Linked DNA regions of Mus musculus: region 1 is linked to region 2. Evidence: chromatin loops called from intact Hi-C (ENCODE). Cell type or tissue: left cerebral cortex. All regions are shown on one strand.

Region 1 (8,000 bases), 70 kb after region 2:
CTTGCTGAACCTGGAACTCATGCTTTAGGCTAAGCTGGTTGGCCAGTGAACTCCAGGGACCCGCTTGTCACTGTCCCCCAGAGCATGCCACCATGGTCAGTTTCTGTGGGTGCTGTGGATCTGACCTGTGGGCCTCGGGGTTGCATAGTAAACATTTCAGTGACTGGCCTATCTCTCCAGTTCTCTGTGCTAACTGTAAATAGCAGAAATGGCAGGATGCCATGGCTGGCTTGCCTTTCAGCAAAGAGCCAGTCTACAGAGACTGTAATCAGCACAATATCCGAAGCTGGGCACTGGCCTCTCTGCCCCAGGCATCTGCTGCCTAATCACTCAGAACTGATGGGCGCTAGATGCCCTCAAACAGTAGCAAGGGGTACCTTTCTCTTACCCAGTTTCTATTAACTTTATCAGCTCTTAATAATGCCCCTGAATTCGCAAGAGCTCACCGTCAATTGATTTAAATGCCACCTCCCATGGCACTGTTTGCAAACAGCAACATTCTGAGGGAAGACTTAACTGCAAAATGCTGATTCATCTAAAGACTTCGGTCACACTGGGCTGTGGCGTCTCAGTCAAACAGAAGGAAACTGGCCCTCGGTGTCTTGTGAGTCTGTGAATCCTTGTGACAGTGTGTTAGTGTTGTACACACCAGACATGGGGAAAGCAAGTCAGACATGTTTTGGCTTAACAGTGTTTTGTCTTTCTCCAACATCTCTTGAGCTCCCATCTGAAGAACTGGTTTTATCTGGCCCTTGTACATCCTTGGCAAGCAGTGAGTGGACCCTTAGCCACTGACAAAAACGACTTTGAAGTTTTATTTTGCTTCGAGACAGGCTCTTCTGTGGCTCAAGCTACCTTCTAACTCAAAATGTAGCCAAGAATGGCCTCAGACTTGGACTCGTACTGTCTCCCCCTCCCGAGTGCTAGAGCTACAGATGAGCACCTCGCATCTCACAGACTCAGTGGTGTGGTGGAGTGCATGCTAGATAAGGACTCTGCGTACATCTCAAGCCCCTAAGGTGTGTTTAAATATTCCATGTTTAAGTTACAGAGTCGTAGAGAACATCCTTTTCTCCTGATTATCCCTATCCCACCCTGAACACAAGACTGGCTTTCTCAGTTCAGAAAAGTAAGCTTCAAGTCATTACTGGGGCCACAATTTTAGTAATGGAGGTCAGGTAACCTAAGAGTGGGCAGAGAGAGTTCATTGTTTAGAATTTGTGGCCAGCAAGCCCTGACATACGGACTTTTCAGGTACGAAGTGGGGCTTTCTATTGTAAGTCTCTGGTGCCTTTTGTAACTGCCTCTCCTGGTTTCTACATTAACAATAATAACCAAACCCTTCAAGTTGCTGATGGCAGCAAACCCCAAAGTGCCCTTGACTGCCCATTTACCTTGCTGAAGAGAGGCCAGAGGGCCGTCCTCCTGCCAATCCCAGCAGGACTTTCATCAGTAATTCATTCCAGCAAAATGGCCCCTTTATTAGCTGAACTCCCCAAACAAAGGCTGGGCAAAGCAAAAGCTCTTTCATAAAAAGAACAAAACCGTGGAAACAAGTTCCCCGAATGTCCTCTAACTTAGGACTACCACACAGAGTGGTCCTGTCTGGTCCTGGCCAGATGTGGCTCTCTCTAGAGAGTTGTACCTGCTGGAGACTGGGACAGGCTGGAACAAGAGCTTAAGAGCAGCAGACACCAATGACCTACTTGACTCGTGGGGTTTTGTTGCTGTCTTTTGCTTTTAGTTTTCGATGTTGAAGATCAGACCCAGGCTCTCTCCCTGGTAAGTACATTCTCTACCTCCGAGGTGTACCGCCAGACTCCTTTATGACGAGTTTTGGTTTTGATAACGTCACAATATTTAGTCAGGCTGGCCTCAAGCTTGGATTCATGAGTGTAGGAAATCTGGGTGTGTGTTGTCACACATGGCTAAATACAATGCACAGATGAGACCGTCCGATACAAAGTTTCCCTTTCTTGTAAGGGCCTTCACCTGGAGTCAGCTGCATGTTCTTATCGCCTTGGGACCCCTGAAGGTGAATGCCACCCTAGCACTGTGGCAGTACCTCCCTTACTCCTTAGATTAAGTCTGGAGTGAATTCTTACACTGCAAATCTGCCCCAGTCCCAGCTCAGGCTACTGGGCCTCAAGCCTCAGTCCCTGTATCACAAGCAGGAGGCGATGTTACCCGCGGCACTGTTTCCCTCATAGGTTTTTCCTTTTATGGAGTATGGGTTGGTTAAATGGAGTGTGTCACTCGGTGTTATACCTGTCGCTAAGCACTCAGTACTAATCTGATTATTTTTATAAACACCTACAACAAAAGCCGGGGCCGTCCTTGATGTGCATTCTCTTTCTTTGTGAATTTTCCCTTAGCAATCTGAACACAGAATAAAACCATGGATAAAATAAACTCTTTGCCAGCCCTCTGTGGGACTAAATGTGGCTGCGCAGTTGAATTCTAATTAAATGAATGGGATGGAGCCTTAAAGGAAGGGTCATGCCACCTGCTATCCCATGTGTGATGTTTAAAACACAGATAGGAATTCATTCAGGTCAGAATGCAGACTGGCCTGGGAGCACAGTAGAAGCCACCCGGGGTCAAGGAGCAGGGTTTCATAAAAGAGGAGCAAACCTCTGTTGAGAGCTGTTACTGGGCCGGAAGGGGGCGGTGGTGCACAGGGTGTGGTTGCAGGAGGGTCCTGGGTGTCCCATTGGTTCTGGAGCGAGTTAGAAATGGGGGCATCTCATGTCTCTTTCCAGACTGAATTCAAGTGTGTATTTTAAGGTTAATGTACACAGGAAGGGGGCTGTAGCAGTAGGCCAGTTGCCTAGCACACGCAGGGTTCGACCCTTTGCACTGAAAATAAGTGATGAAGTTTGAGGAGCATTGTCCTGAGTGTGGAGAGCCAGGCTTGACAGGCAAAAGCAGGTGCTTGCCTCTGAGTCTGTGACCTGAAGTCATTCCCTGGGATCCATGGTAGGAGAACCAACTTCTGCAAGTTGTTCTCCACCCTCTACAGGTGTGCTGTTGCACATGTGTGTGCATGCATAGTCAGAACAACTCCGTACAACTTTTAAAAAGTAGATCAGAGGTTGGCGTCGGCATTTCCAGAAGTGGCTATTTGGGAACTTATCGGTACTTGTGGCTTACACCTGCTTCCACGTTTGCATTTGCTCCTGCTGGCCCTTGTGCTCTTTGCATCACCATAGCGACCATAGGGCTACTCAGACTGCTGTGGATGACTTGCGTCCAAGGAGGCAATACACATGTCCGCCCAGCTGTGGCAAAGCAAGAGAGAGCCTAGAACTGCCTGCCACCTGCAGCCGGGAGCTCCACCTGGGTGACTTGGCTACAGAACCAGTAAAGCTGCGCTTTGAAAAGATTAAGGCACACCTGAGTATGGGTGGGCGGGCCGGCTGCTTTTTTTGTCTCTGTTTTTTTTTTCAAAGTTTTTTACTTTATGAGTATGAGTATCTTGTCTACATGTATGTCTGTGCACTATATGCATTCCTGGTGCTGGAGGAGTCTAGAAGAGGCTGTTGGATCCCCTGCCACTGGAATTAAAAGGCAGTTGTGAGCCACTGTGTGGGTTCTGGGAACTGAACCAGAGACCCCTGCAGAAGTATCTCTCCAGCCCCACTGTGGGCTTCTGAAAGGAGAGTCACACCTTTAAGTGTCTGAACAATTTAATATACCATTTTGATTGCTCTAAAATTATAATTAAAAGGGTAGTAGGGGGCTATGGTGGCATGAAAGAGCACTCAAGAGGCAGATGCAAGCAGATCTGTCTGAGCTCCAGGCCAGCCAGGGCTGCATATTGAAAAGACTGTCTCAAACAATAAAAAGTTTTAACATACTCAAGACTGTGAAATTTGAAGGTTCTCTAACTGCTCCAGTGGCGTGCACACTTGTACAAAGCTCTAAACCCCCCAACACTTTTCACAGGCCCAGCTGACCACAGAATGTCCCGGGGAAACTGCCTACATCTCAGCAGAAGGCACAAGAATCCTGGAGGGGCGGGGAGTATGACAAGCTCTGTAGGGTCAGTTTGTCTTTGAAAATCACTTAAGTACTAGAGAGCCATGAATTCCTTCCAAGTAGAGGCTCTCTCCGTGGAGACTCCCTCAAGACACGTCTCCAGAGCTTGCCCAGGTCTTCCTGCAGCTGAAGCTTCCGACTTTCTGGTTGCCATCCTGGAGCTGACCCTTCACGAGGGTGATTGGGTTAATCAGCATCTTCTCTTCCTTGGGATGCCGATGATGACTTCAGCACAGTGCCTACCAGTCCTGCAGATGCAGTGCAGCAGCTTAGCCAGAGCAGGCAGGAAATTCATTGGAAACTGCATGCTGTCCCATTTGTAAAGTAGCTGACGCATCCCAGCCTACACCTTCCATCTCTAAGCCAGTGCTGCTCTGTGAGATCGGTTGCTCTCGGGTTCTGAAGTGAGAAAAGATTTGATTCTAGAGCTCAAGTTTAGAAGCAGACTGGGTCACCCAAGCTACAGTGTGCCACCACAGACCCTGCAAGATGGACCTCTGATTCATTCCTCATAGCAGACCAGGGATAATGAGTGTGAACCCAAGTGCACCCAAGTCCAGAAAAAGCCACACTGGCACTGAAGAGTCTACAAGCCTAAGACTTGGAAGGCTGCATGCAAATCTAGAAATAATTTATCTGGGCTGTCTTTAGTCTTTGGGGGAGGGGGTCTTTTTTAATTTATGTATTTATTTATTTTGTTTTTTTAAACACAGGGTTTTTCTTTATAGCCCTGGCTGCTCTGAAACTTACTCTGTAGACCAAGCTGACCTAGAACTCAGAGATTTATCTGCCTACCTCTGTCCCCAGAGAGCTGGGGTTAAAGGAATGTACCACCACAGCCTGGCCACTGTCTTTAGTTTTAGTAGCCACGTTTTCTCCACTTCCGTGTCTGACCTAGCATTCTATTAAAACTTTTAGAATGTATTCTTCTTAGTAGATCTCTGTCTTCCACCAACCCAAAAGTTAATGATGTTAGATGGCATCTAAAAATTCCGTAACAGGCTGGAAAGATGACTCCATACGCAAGAGTGTTTATTAGACAGACAAAATGACTTAAGTTTAAGTCTCCAGAAGCCGTGTACAAAGTTGTGTATGTTCACACACATCCCTGCAGTCCTCCACACTGGGGCCAGAGACAGGAGGATTATGGGACTTACTGACCTGAGCCTAGCCTCAGACTCAGTGAGACACACTGTCTTATGGAAATAAGGCAGAGAATGATGGAACAGGACAGGGGCATGTGCACATACATGTGCATATACCACACTCTACACTACACACACAATAGTAAAATCTTGAAGATTAAAACCCTGTTTGCTATAACTCATCTATCTGATGCTCCTGCTGAAGTATATGGTAAATATCTTGACTTAGGACTTTCTGATTTATGACTAAGGCTCATGAAACCACTTCACCCTGAGAAGGATTATTCAGGACAAGTCAGAGCTGTGCTACTTGGGCAAGCTGAAACCATGTGCCTGAGTCACAGAAACACTCCCATTTGCCTTAGAGTAAACTATTTCTTACTTCATTTGAGTAGAGAGCTGCACAACAGGAATTGTGCCTATCTTCCAGTTGGGGAAACTGAGGTTAGGCAATCTGCACAGGACACCATACTTTACACTCCTTGCTCCAAACTGCAGAGCAGTGACCAGAGTGAGTTCTGTCTGTCTGCAATTCTGAATTCAGCGTGAACATCCGGTTGCATAAATATGCCCTGAGCTAGGATCCCCCGAGTTTTAGCGTCAGATGTTTTTAGTTTGTCTCCACATCTGTCCTTGCAGTACTTGTTAGGAAAGGGCAACCCACCCAAGGTACGCAGTCATGTTCCCTCGTTAAATGCTAAAGGCGTGCCGTGCTTACTCAGAAATGAGGGCACTCTGTCGGAACTATTCAGTGAGAGTCTGCGTGGTGCAGGGTGGCATTCAGGAGATCCAGAGAGGTGGGAGCAGGCAAGTGCTGGATCATTTGCAAGGCCCTTGGGGCAGATGTGGCTTTTCTCTGAGGCATGGCATTTCAGCGCGGATTCCCAGGCTGTCACAGCCCAGGCAGCGCCAGGCAGCTACTCTGTTCTGACCTTTATTCTTACTGCATTGCTTTCTTTTCTTCTGGGCAGTCACCATAGTTGCCATCTGGGACACGGCAGAAGGCAGACATGTGTGGTCTGTGCAGAGGAAGGGGCCGGGCTCCTGTGGATGAACTGCTTAGAATAGAGATGAAGGAAGTTCAGGAGATTACCTTGTAGTTCTCAGTCCTGCTGATGAATGTGCTCCTGACAGATGTGAATCTCAGAGCCTCCAGGAGGGGTGTGGTGTGTGTGTGTGTGTGTGTGTGTGTGTGTGTGTGTGTGTGTCTATATGTGAGAGTATGTGTGGTGACTGTATGTGAGTGTGTGTGTGTGTGTATGAGGGTGTGGGGGTGGTGTGGAGGGGTAGAATCTGTGTGTGTGTGTGTGTGTGTGTGTGTGTGTGTGTGTGTGTGTCTATGTGTGAGAGTATGTGTGGTGTCTCTGTATGTGAGTGTGTGTGTGTGTGTGTATGAGGGTGTGGGGGTGGTGTGGAGGGGTAGAATCTGTGTGTGTGTGTGTTAGTGTCTATGTGTGTGCATGTGGTATGTATGTAAGAGTGTATGTATGAGTGTGTGGGTGGAATCTGTGTGTTAGTATCTGTGTGTGATGTGTGTGCATGTGTGTGGTATGTGTGTGTATATGTGTTTGTGTGGTATGTGTGCATATGTGTGTGCTATGTGTATGTGTAATGCATATGTATGTGTGTGGTATGTGTGTAGAATGTGTATGTGAGTATGTGTGTGGTGTGTGTAGGTATGTGTGTGTATGTGTGTATGAGTGTGTATGGTGTGTGTATGTGTATGGTATGTGTATGAGAGTGTGTGTTATGTGTGTGGTGTGTGTGGTGTAAGGTGTGTGTATGAGTGTGTGGAGTGTATACATGTGTGTGTTGTGTGTGCAAGTATGTGTAGTATGTGATCTGTATGCTATTTTTGACCTCCTTATAAAAGTGAGAGAAACTGTGAGAAGATAACACAGCGCAGCTCACATATAGTCACTATTACCAGGAGATTTCCCCCACTTGCCACAACTAAAATTAGAGTCAACAGTGGCCAAGACCTGAGGAAGGAACTCCGAGGAAGCCGGGAAAGGGGCGGGAATGTTTTCAAATGTTGTAAACACTTATTCTGCCATTTGCAGAATAAAATTAGCCAGTGACGCATCCCTTGGGTGGTGTCTCCCAGCAGCCTGAGTGACAAGCATGGCAGACACTGTGTGCTCCGTCCACAGATCACAGAGGTACTAAGGTACCCCGCTCCTACTGAGTTTGAAGTGGCTGCAATGCTAAATTAATATTCTTGGCCTCAGACTTTATTCCTTGTGAATAAGTGGCCTCTTCCCAACAGTATAACCACCTGCCACAGGTGCTCTGAGAAGCCACAGGCACGGTGGTCAGGGTTAGGTTACTGCAACTGCCTCCTAGAATATCATCGCTCAACAAGGTGAGTTTTGCTTCATTGCCTGTAAAACGAACCTGATGGTGTTAAAGGCCTCATAGCATATCGGGAAGATAAAAATGCATTAGCATGAAAACCCCCCTCAGAGCGATATACAGCCAGTGCTTAAGATAAGCAAGCAGCTTTTAAGCATGTTTTGAGATACGATTCATATCTATTAGCAAACATAAACCTGGAGGGGCAGGGCAACTGGAACAGACTGGACTAGGAGAGGGAATGCACCCTGGGCAGGAAGGCCTGACCCAGCCTTGCTCACACAGACAAGTGCTTCACCCTTATCGGTTTGTTTATGTTGCTTAGCACAGTGGGGCTGTCACACACTGAAATGTTAAGAACCCTCTTTAGTTGGTTATGATTATTTATAATTAGTACTCCAAACTTGGGTCAGGCCCAGTGGTCCATCTGGCCAAAGGCCCCAAGACACATTTCTAAGG
Region 2 (8,000 bases):
GGTGTCTGTTCACTCTCAGTCCTCAGGTGGGTGTCTGCTCACTCTCAGTCCTCAAGTGGGTGCTTACTCTTGTTCCTCAAGTGAGTGCTTACTCTCAGTCCTCAAGTGGGTGCTTACTCTCAGTTCTCAGGTGGGTGCTTACTCTCAGTTCTCAGGTGGGTGCTTACTCTCAGTTCTCAGGTGGGTGCTCACTCTCAGTCCTCAGGTGGGTGCTCACTCTCAGTCCTCAGGCCTCTGCTCACTCTCACAGTCCTCTGTTCTGACTGTCTCTGGGATTACAAACACACATGGCCATACTTAACCATACTTTCTTTTAAAAAGCACTTAGTGATTACTTTAGAGTTTATAACTGACGCCACCACCTTAATGATAATAATAATAATAATTCTCCCTCTTCCTCTTCCTCTTCCTCTTCTTCCTCCCCTACTTCCTCCCCTCCTCCTCCTCATTATTATCAGGGACATGCACAGCTTTAGGATTGACCTGACTGGGACCAGGGAATGACGGACACACACATGTACAGAAAAGCTGGGATCTGGCGGGCCCTGCGTTCTTGATGGAGATTCATTAGCAGCCCAGAAACTCAGTAGTTGTTAATATAAGCTGAAGGAGGATGAGGTTAGCTCATCTCCAGAGGGTCCCTGGAGAGGAGCAGTCTTAAGCTTTAGTCCTCCTGGAGGAGGAGGAGGAGGAGGAGGGTTGGTACTTCTCTGAAAACCGTCAACATCTGTAGTTGGAGCAGGCCTTGCCATTCCCCTCAGCCTGACTGGTGGAAGTCTCTTCTGTTGATTGGTTTAATGCATTAGGGTCTTTCACTCATGTCACATACGCATGCTCATTCTCACAGGGTACTCTCATTGCGCACAAGTGCATATGCACACATGTATGCCCCGGTGCATGGATGAGAGTCAGGGTGATCATTTAGAGTCGGTTCTCTTCTTAGACCTTCACACAAGTTCTGCAGCGCAAACTCAGGTCATCAGGCTCATGTAGCAAGTGCTGTCCCTACTGCACCATCTTGCTGGCCATCAACTTCTGCTTTGTTTGTTTTTTGAGACAGGGTTTCTCCTTGTAGCCCTGGCTGTCCTAGAACTCACTCTGTAGACCAGGCTAGCCTTAAACTCATAGATTCTTCTGCTTCCCGAGTGCTGGGATTAAAGGCACGTGTCACCACCGCCTGACTAACTTCTGCTTTAAAATAAATAAATAAAATAAAATAAAATAAAATTGGGGGCTGGAGAGCTGTCTCAGTGATTAAGAGCACTGACTGCTCTTCCAGAGGACCTGAGTTGACCAGCAACCACATGGTGGCTCACAGCTACCTGTAATGGAATCTGATTCCCTCTTCTGAAAGTAGAACACTCATATACATAGAATGCATAAATACATAAAGACAATTACATATGTGATAATGCATAGAATAAAATTAAAAAGCTGTCCATGAATATAGTAAGAATATTGTTGCTTGGTGGTAAGATGATAGATAGTTCTTAGATTTATTTTCACTTTTAATTTTATGTATGTGTGTATATATATATATATATGTATATATACACACATACATACACGTATATCATATTATATAATACATATTATATATTGCATAATAATACATGGTATATTGTATATAAGTATATTATAATATATAAAAATATATCTCATATATATATATGCATGTGAATGCTGATGCCCTGGAAGACCAGAGATGTCACATCCCCAGGCTCTGAAGTTGCAGGTGTTGCCCAACATGGGTGCTGGGAACTGAACCCTGTTCCTTGGCAAGAGAAATCTCCTCTCTGAACAACCGGAGCCATCTCTCTAGCCCTCTAGACTTCTGCTTTAAAAAAAAAAAAAAAAAAAAAAGCTTCCTGTATTATCGGAGTTTTAGACATAATCAGTGTCACATTTATTACCAGAATGAACCAGATTCATTTCACTTTGAGAAGACGAGGTAAACCAGAATCAAGTAAACTGAGACTCTGCTTGGCTCTAAATATACGCCCTGCCTTTGGCATGTGGGGTGCGCACAGGGTCTCAGGCCACCTCCACTTTCTGGACAGGAAGATGACAGAGTTGGTTGCCTCTCGTTGTTATCACTCCTGTTCCTTCTCAGTCTATATAGTGAGAAGGAGCCCAGTAGGCTGTGGGAATCTGTGCACTCTTCGCAGATCTGTCTGTCTGTCTGTCTGTCTGTCTCTGTCTCTCCCTCTCTCCCTCTACCTCCCTCTCTCCCTCTCTCTCTCAGAATGGCACAGAACTGCCTTGTGACTCTTTCCCGTCTTTTGAAAAATAATGAGAGCCGAGAATGATAACGTTTGCTGCCTTAAAAACGTAACCTTTCACATACAATGTCTAACTGTTTAGTTTTGTTTATAAATGTGCAGCTCTTGGGTTGGTGGGACATGAACCTGCTGAAGGAGTCAGGTTTGGGGGCATCACCTGTGAAAGGCATGGCTGGTAATGACTAATATAAGGCTGTCTAGATAGTAGGAAAATAAAAATATTTGAGAAAATCATGATGGCTGCCATTGTGTGTGTGTTTATTCTCCCTTCTGGATTTATTTGGGTTCCTAATAGAAGACAAATCCAAACTCAGGTTTGGGGAAGTTAGCATGGTGTAATACCAATAGATTGATGGTCTCCGTTTACTGCCATTGTTACTGTTTTTGAAGTATTGCAGATTGACTCTAAGGCCTCATCCGTGACAGACAGCTACATACTATACCTATAGCCTGGGCTTACATATATGGATAATTGCTATTCAAGGGATTGTGAGCAAAATGGCACCATTTTCCAGTAAAATACTTTACAGCAGATGTTTTACAGGTATATGAGCCCTTGGGATACTTCAAGAGAATATTGAAATGTTAACGAGGTTTTGTTATTTGTAATAAAATCCTCTCATACCATTCGGTAGATATTGAGGGTAAGGGGAGTGAATTTGACTTCGTTTTCATACTCGGTCCTGAATAGAGATAGCATTTGTGGGAGGGTTGAATTACCAGAGGGATACGGGAGAGGGTTCTAGGCCTTGCTCCTGCCTCAGTTTACCTTTGGGGCTGTGAGGCTGTGCTGTCATTGGTTTCTCCCCTGTTTTTAACCTGCTGTTTGCAGCTGTGATGGGCTGTGAGTGAGGGGAAAATGACCTGTTGTTATGTTAAATGCAGAGGAAGAGAATAATCTGCAGAGAGCTCTCACAACCAAAGAGCAAGAGCTTGATGGCTTTGCTTTTGTATATGCGAAGGTAATGCTTTAATGACCACTCTGGGGAGAAGATTGGCAGGCGCTCATTTCAGAGTAGTCTTTCATGGGCTACCTCATGGTTGCCTCCCTGCCTGTTCTAATCCTTTGCTCTTTGAAGGAAGACATCTTGTGGTCCAAATTGCCACATTCGCCCAGTGTGAGCCCTAGATGTAAGTGGAATAGCACATTGTGAAAACCAGAGTGAGAAATTCTGAAATGACTGAGATGACCTCGGCGGAAGGGTGGCAGGTCCTCCAGATTGTATCCAGAATAGTGACTTTAATATTCTTTTTATAAAAACTTCATTCACATCCAGCGCAATAAAATAAGATATTTTAGGTAGTTTCAGAATTAGACTTCTTTGCCATTTTCAGTGTTAACTCATAATTCGTGTATTTGGAAGAGCAGACGTTTTACAGCTTCTAAATATATAGTCTCCCAAGTTTTAGTCTTGCTTTGTGGACGAGCCCAGCACATTGGGGTCACTCATTAGCCAAACTTTCCATTTGTGCACTGATGGTGGGCAGTCAAACTTACAGACGCGGTGCTTCAGGCAGGCCTATACCCCACCAGAAACGTGCAATTTAAGCTTTTCTAGAAGACATCAGAACCTCTGCCTCCTTTAATCTCTCTTTAGTCAGAAACATTATGAATTAAAGCTTTTATGGTAAAACTTAAAAGATTTTTTTCCTTTGGTTTTATTTGTTTGTTTGTTTTTTCGAGACAGGGTTTCTCTCTGTAGCCTTGGCTGTCCTGGAACTCACTCTGTAGACCAGGCTGGCCTCGAATTCAGAAATCCATCTGCCTCTGCCTCCCAAGTGCTGGGATTAAAGGCGTGCGCCACCACTGCCCAGCAAAACTTAAAAGATTAACACAGATTTGGCTCTAGCTTGTCTGTCCCTCCCTCGTGAAATGATTGACAGACAAGCTAGCCTCCCCTCCCTCTCCTTTCCCTGTGAGTTCCCAACTCCAGAACGCTTTCCTTACTTTGCTGGACAACTCCAGTTATTTGGCTTTTACTTTTGAGATACAGTCTTACTCTGTAGACCAGGCTAGCCTCAAATTCAGAAACCCACCTGCCTCTTAGGGGTTAAAGGTGTCTGCCCTCCTCTACCCATAGCAGTTTGTTTACAGTTGTTCGATTAGATTTTCTTTGAAATTCTTTCAATACTCCTCATTTTTCCTTTTGAAGTTACATTGGAGAACCTCATCCGCCACAGATGATCTTCTGCGGGAAGGCAGGTGAGGAACAGAGAGAAAGGAAACGGACCCCTAAGCCTTAGCCCTTCTGATGAACGGGGAAAGTGCGGGTGCCTTTGGCGGATCTATAAAGCTCTGTGCAGTTACCCCTTCCACATGGCTTTGGGATGCTGAAGTTTCTGATCCTGCACCCCTTTCCCTGAATGCTTTTTTCCACAGTCTGTTACTATTTTGAGATTAATACTTGCTTTTCAAGAATATGTACCTCAAAGTGACAGTGTTGCTTAAGGACATTTCAGAGATTCTTGGATATTCTGTCCTAATTCCAAACGAAAATCCACGTGACGGTCTTAATAAAACTCAAGCTGGAAACAGCCATTTTTATTTTGTTTTGTTTTGTTTTTGTTTTGTTTTTCGAGACAGGGTTCCTCTGTGTAGCCCTGGCTGTCCTGGAACTCACTTTGTAGAACAGGCTGGCCTCAAACTCAGAAATCCACCTGGGGCTGGTGAGATGGCTCAGTGGGTAAGAGCACCCGACTGCTCTTCCGAAGGTCCAGAGTTCAAATCCCAGCAACCACATGGTGGCTCACAACCATCCGTAAGGAGATCTGACTCCCTCTTCTGGAATGTCTGAAGACAGCTACAATGCACTTACATATAATAAATAAATAAATCTTTAAAAAAATAAAAATTAAAAAAAAAAAAAAGAAATCCGCCTGCCTCTGCCTCCCAAGTACTGGGATTAAAGGTGTGCGCCACCACCGCCCGGCGGGAACAGCCATTTTTAAAACCTAACATTCTAACAGGATAACATTCAAAGATAGATGAGGGTGATACATGCTGAGTGATGGTAGGAAATACGAGAAGTCCCAGCTGGCTTCTGTGCCTCCAGCATTGTCTCTGTAAGGGCAGACAGCTCCATGTGTGCACAGTAGAGACACTGCAGTTCATAACATGACAGCCGCTGAGGGGCGTTTCAGTCAGTGGTTGCTGGCCTTGCACAGTGTGACAGACAGCCTATGTACTGCAAATGCAGTACAAAATGGGCACGTTCAGATCCACCGAAACCGTCACAGGAATGGATACTTTTTTTTTTTTTTGAATTTTCTGTCATTGCTAAAGCCAAATTTCTTGTGGCCCTTACATTCACTCACCTAACCGCATGGTGGGGTCGATTCAGAAACCCAGAAGGAAGCAAACTAACAGGTACATTGTAGCAACTTGTTGCTCCAACTGGAGGAGATCCCGAAAGAGTTCTAGAGCCTGAGCCCCCTTGTAATTTCTGCCCTCTTTAACAGTCTTTACTGTCTGTCATGAGGAAGCGGGTGTGGCCTGGAAGGTCCTGGAGCCAGCCTTCCTACTCCTGCCTTCTACTGGCTAAGCTGTTTTTTTCCTATGATTTCATGGGTGACATATTTGAAGCCATGTTTCTTTTTGGTTTTCATAAAAGTTTGCTGTTTCAAAATAAGAATTTTCATTTGGTTCTTTTTTGCAGCAACATAATAAATACTCATTTAATGAAAATATAGGAGATGAAGCAATTGAGAGAAATTGCATCGCAGGGTGCAGTGTGTAAATAGGTGTATGTATGTGTGTGGGGGGTGCCGAGGGCGAGAATAGCCTCCGGGGCTCTTGCCTGCCTGCCTGCCTAATTTGTAATCTGGATACCTGGATTATTATTGAAGGTCTCCTGTCTCTCGCTGCTATTGGTTTTTAGAATGACCCTATTTCCTTTCTCTTCTTCTTTTACTTAGCCCACGAAGACTAAGCCTGTCCATTTGAGAAATGTCTGTTACAGACCAGGCCAGACATGAATCTCTGTTCATGTGATGTTTTCTGGGGTCTGTGTTAGTTTAATTTTTTCCCCTTGTTTTTCTGCACTTTGGTATGAAGATGCTGTGTTTATGAAGAGAGCCTCGGTGTCTTTCATGTATTATGCATTCTTAAACCAATCCCAGCCAGCTCTGACCCTTTGAGATTTTAAAACTGCTTTGTTCCGGTTTCTGCGAATTTTTGAAATATTAAAAAAAATGTTCTTGAGGGGATGGGTCATGGGAAAAATTTTTCAGGGTCGTTTCTTCTTAGAAAACTGTAATTTTGCATAGAGAGGTTTTATTCAGGGTTCAATTCTGCCAGGTGCACGCCGCCTTGAACTTGAGCCCCCCAGCTTGTTTGGTATTTAATTCTCTGTTTTTTGGAGACAAAGCCTCTTGAGTTAACTGCCTTCAGTTCTTCCCGTTGTCCCATCAAAGAAAGGTCTGAAAGCCTGGGTTTGTGTTGGAGCCACATGTCAATACATGAGGATCAAAAGATTCTTCTGTTCTGTTTTTTTGTCTTTGAACCAGGACTTTCCAGAAAGAACACAGACTTGTTTTGAATATTGCCGCCTCTGGGTGTGATTATGCAAGTCAGTAGTATTTTTGATTTTTAAAACCCCGTTCATAATAGTTGCAGAGGTATGAAATTGCAAGGAAAACAAAAATACTCTTTTTTTTTTTTCTTCTCCAAATAACTTGCACAAAGCAGCCTTTGAGTGCAGGTGGCTTACAAGGATCTGCAGTTCTCCCACTGCAGAGGACGTTTCCGTAAGAGCTGCTTCCCATTTAAACCCCACCTGCCAGGAGTCTGCCCCAAGTCTCATTTTAAACTGAGTATATGAGCATACATGTGTGTGTGTGTGTGTGTGTGTGTGTGTGTGTGTGTGTGTGTGTACATGTCGTAGGCAGATGTCTACATGTGTGTGTCTTCAAATGTACTTCACCTTGGTTTTTGAGACAGAATCTCTCACTGGCTTGGAGCTTCCCAAGCAGGTAGGCTGATGGCCTGTGAGTACCAAGGATCTGTCTGTGTCCTTCTCCCTAGTGCTAGGATGAAGCAAGCCCAAGCCTTTTTATGTTGCTCTGAGGATACAGTTCAGGTCTGGAGCACTTTACGGAGGAAGCCTTTTCCCCAGTCATGGAAGTTTTAAGCTCCATCCGATATCCTTGGATGTTCCTCATGTGCTGACTCCATTTAAGGCCCCCATCAAGTCCTCCCGGAGCTGTGGTCCCTATGCCGATGGTCTCCGTGTCTCTGACCTCCAGTGCCCTACAGACACTGGAGCTGATAGGCAGCCACCTGCCCGAGCCCTCAGTGTTTATCTTTGCCCTCAGATTTCTTAAGAAAACAGTGTCCTCACACGAGGCCTTGTCTGAGGAAGTCCCTGCCTGTGTCTCCAGTCTGAAGCTGTTGCCCCTCCCCCGCCACACACACACACACACACACACAGACAGACACACACACAGATACACACACACACACACACACACACACACACACACACACACACACACACACACGCTCACCTGAAACCTTACAGATCCTACCTAGGCTCTTCCAGTCTGTGCCTCTGCCCTCCCTCCACTCTTTCACGTTAACCTAGCTTTCTCCCTTTTCTTCCTTGTATCTTAAGTTCCATCTCCCTCAAGAGATTGTGTGTGTGTGTGTGTGTGTGTGTGTGTGTGTGTGTGTGTGTGTGTGGTCTACATTGTGAAAGCCGAGAACCTACTACTGTAAGT

Evidence for each region. Peaks named below come from ENCODE experiments on the same cell type or tissue, not always from the same donor. Only the 100,000 strongest peaks of a DNase experiment are listed, where the experiment ranks them.
Region 1: it touches region 2 in a loop (1.8-fold over the local background); 2 of 42 quality-filtered maps call a loop at or near these places.

What each region holds. Positions count from the first base shown.
Region 1 is chr5:105,817,227-105,825,226 of GRCm38, forward strand. No RefSeq gene overlaps it. Among named protein-coding and RNA genes, the nearest start is that of Zfp326, 55 kb to the right of the region's middle. In left cerebral cortex, no CTCF peak of the experiment used is centred here; DNase peaks (open chromatin) are centred at 269, 1,626, 4,360 and 5,982.
Region 2 is chr5:105,747,431-105,755,430 of GRCm38, forward strand. The region is part of intron 2 of Lrrc8d (leucine rich repeat containing 8D); the gene reads left to right. Among named protein-coding and RNA genes, the nearest start is that of Gm42166, 47 kb to the left of the region's middle. In left cerebral cortex, no CTCF peak of the experiment used is centred here; a DNase peak (open chromatin) is centred at 3,643; H3K27ac peaks cover 232 bases.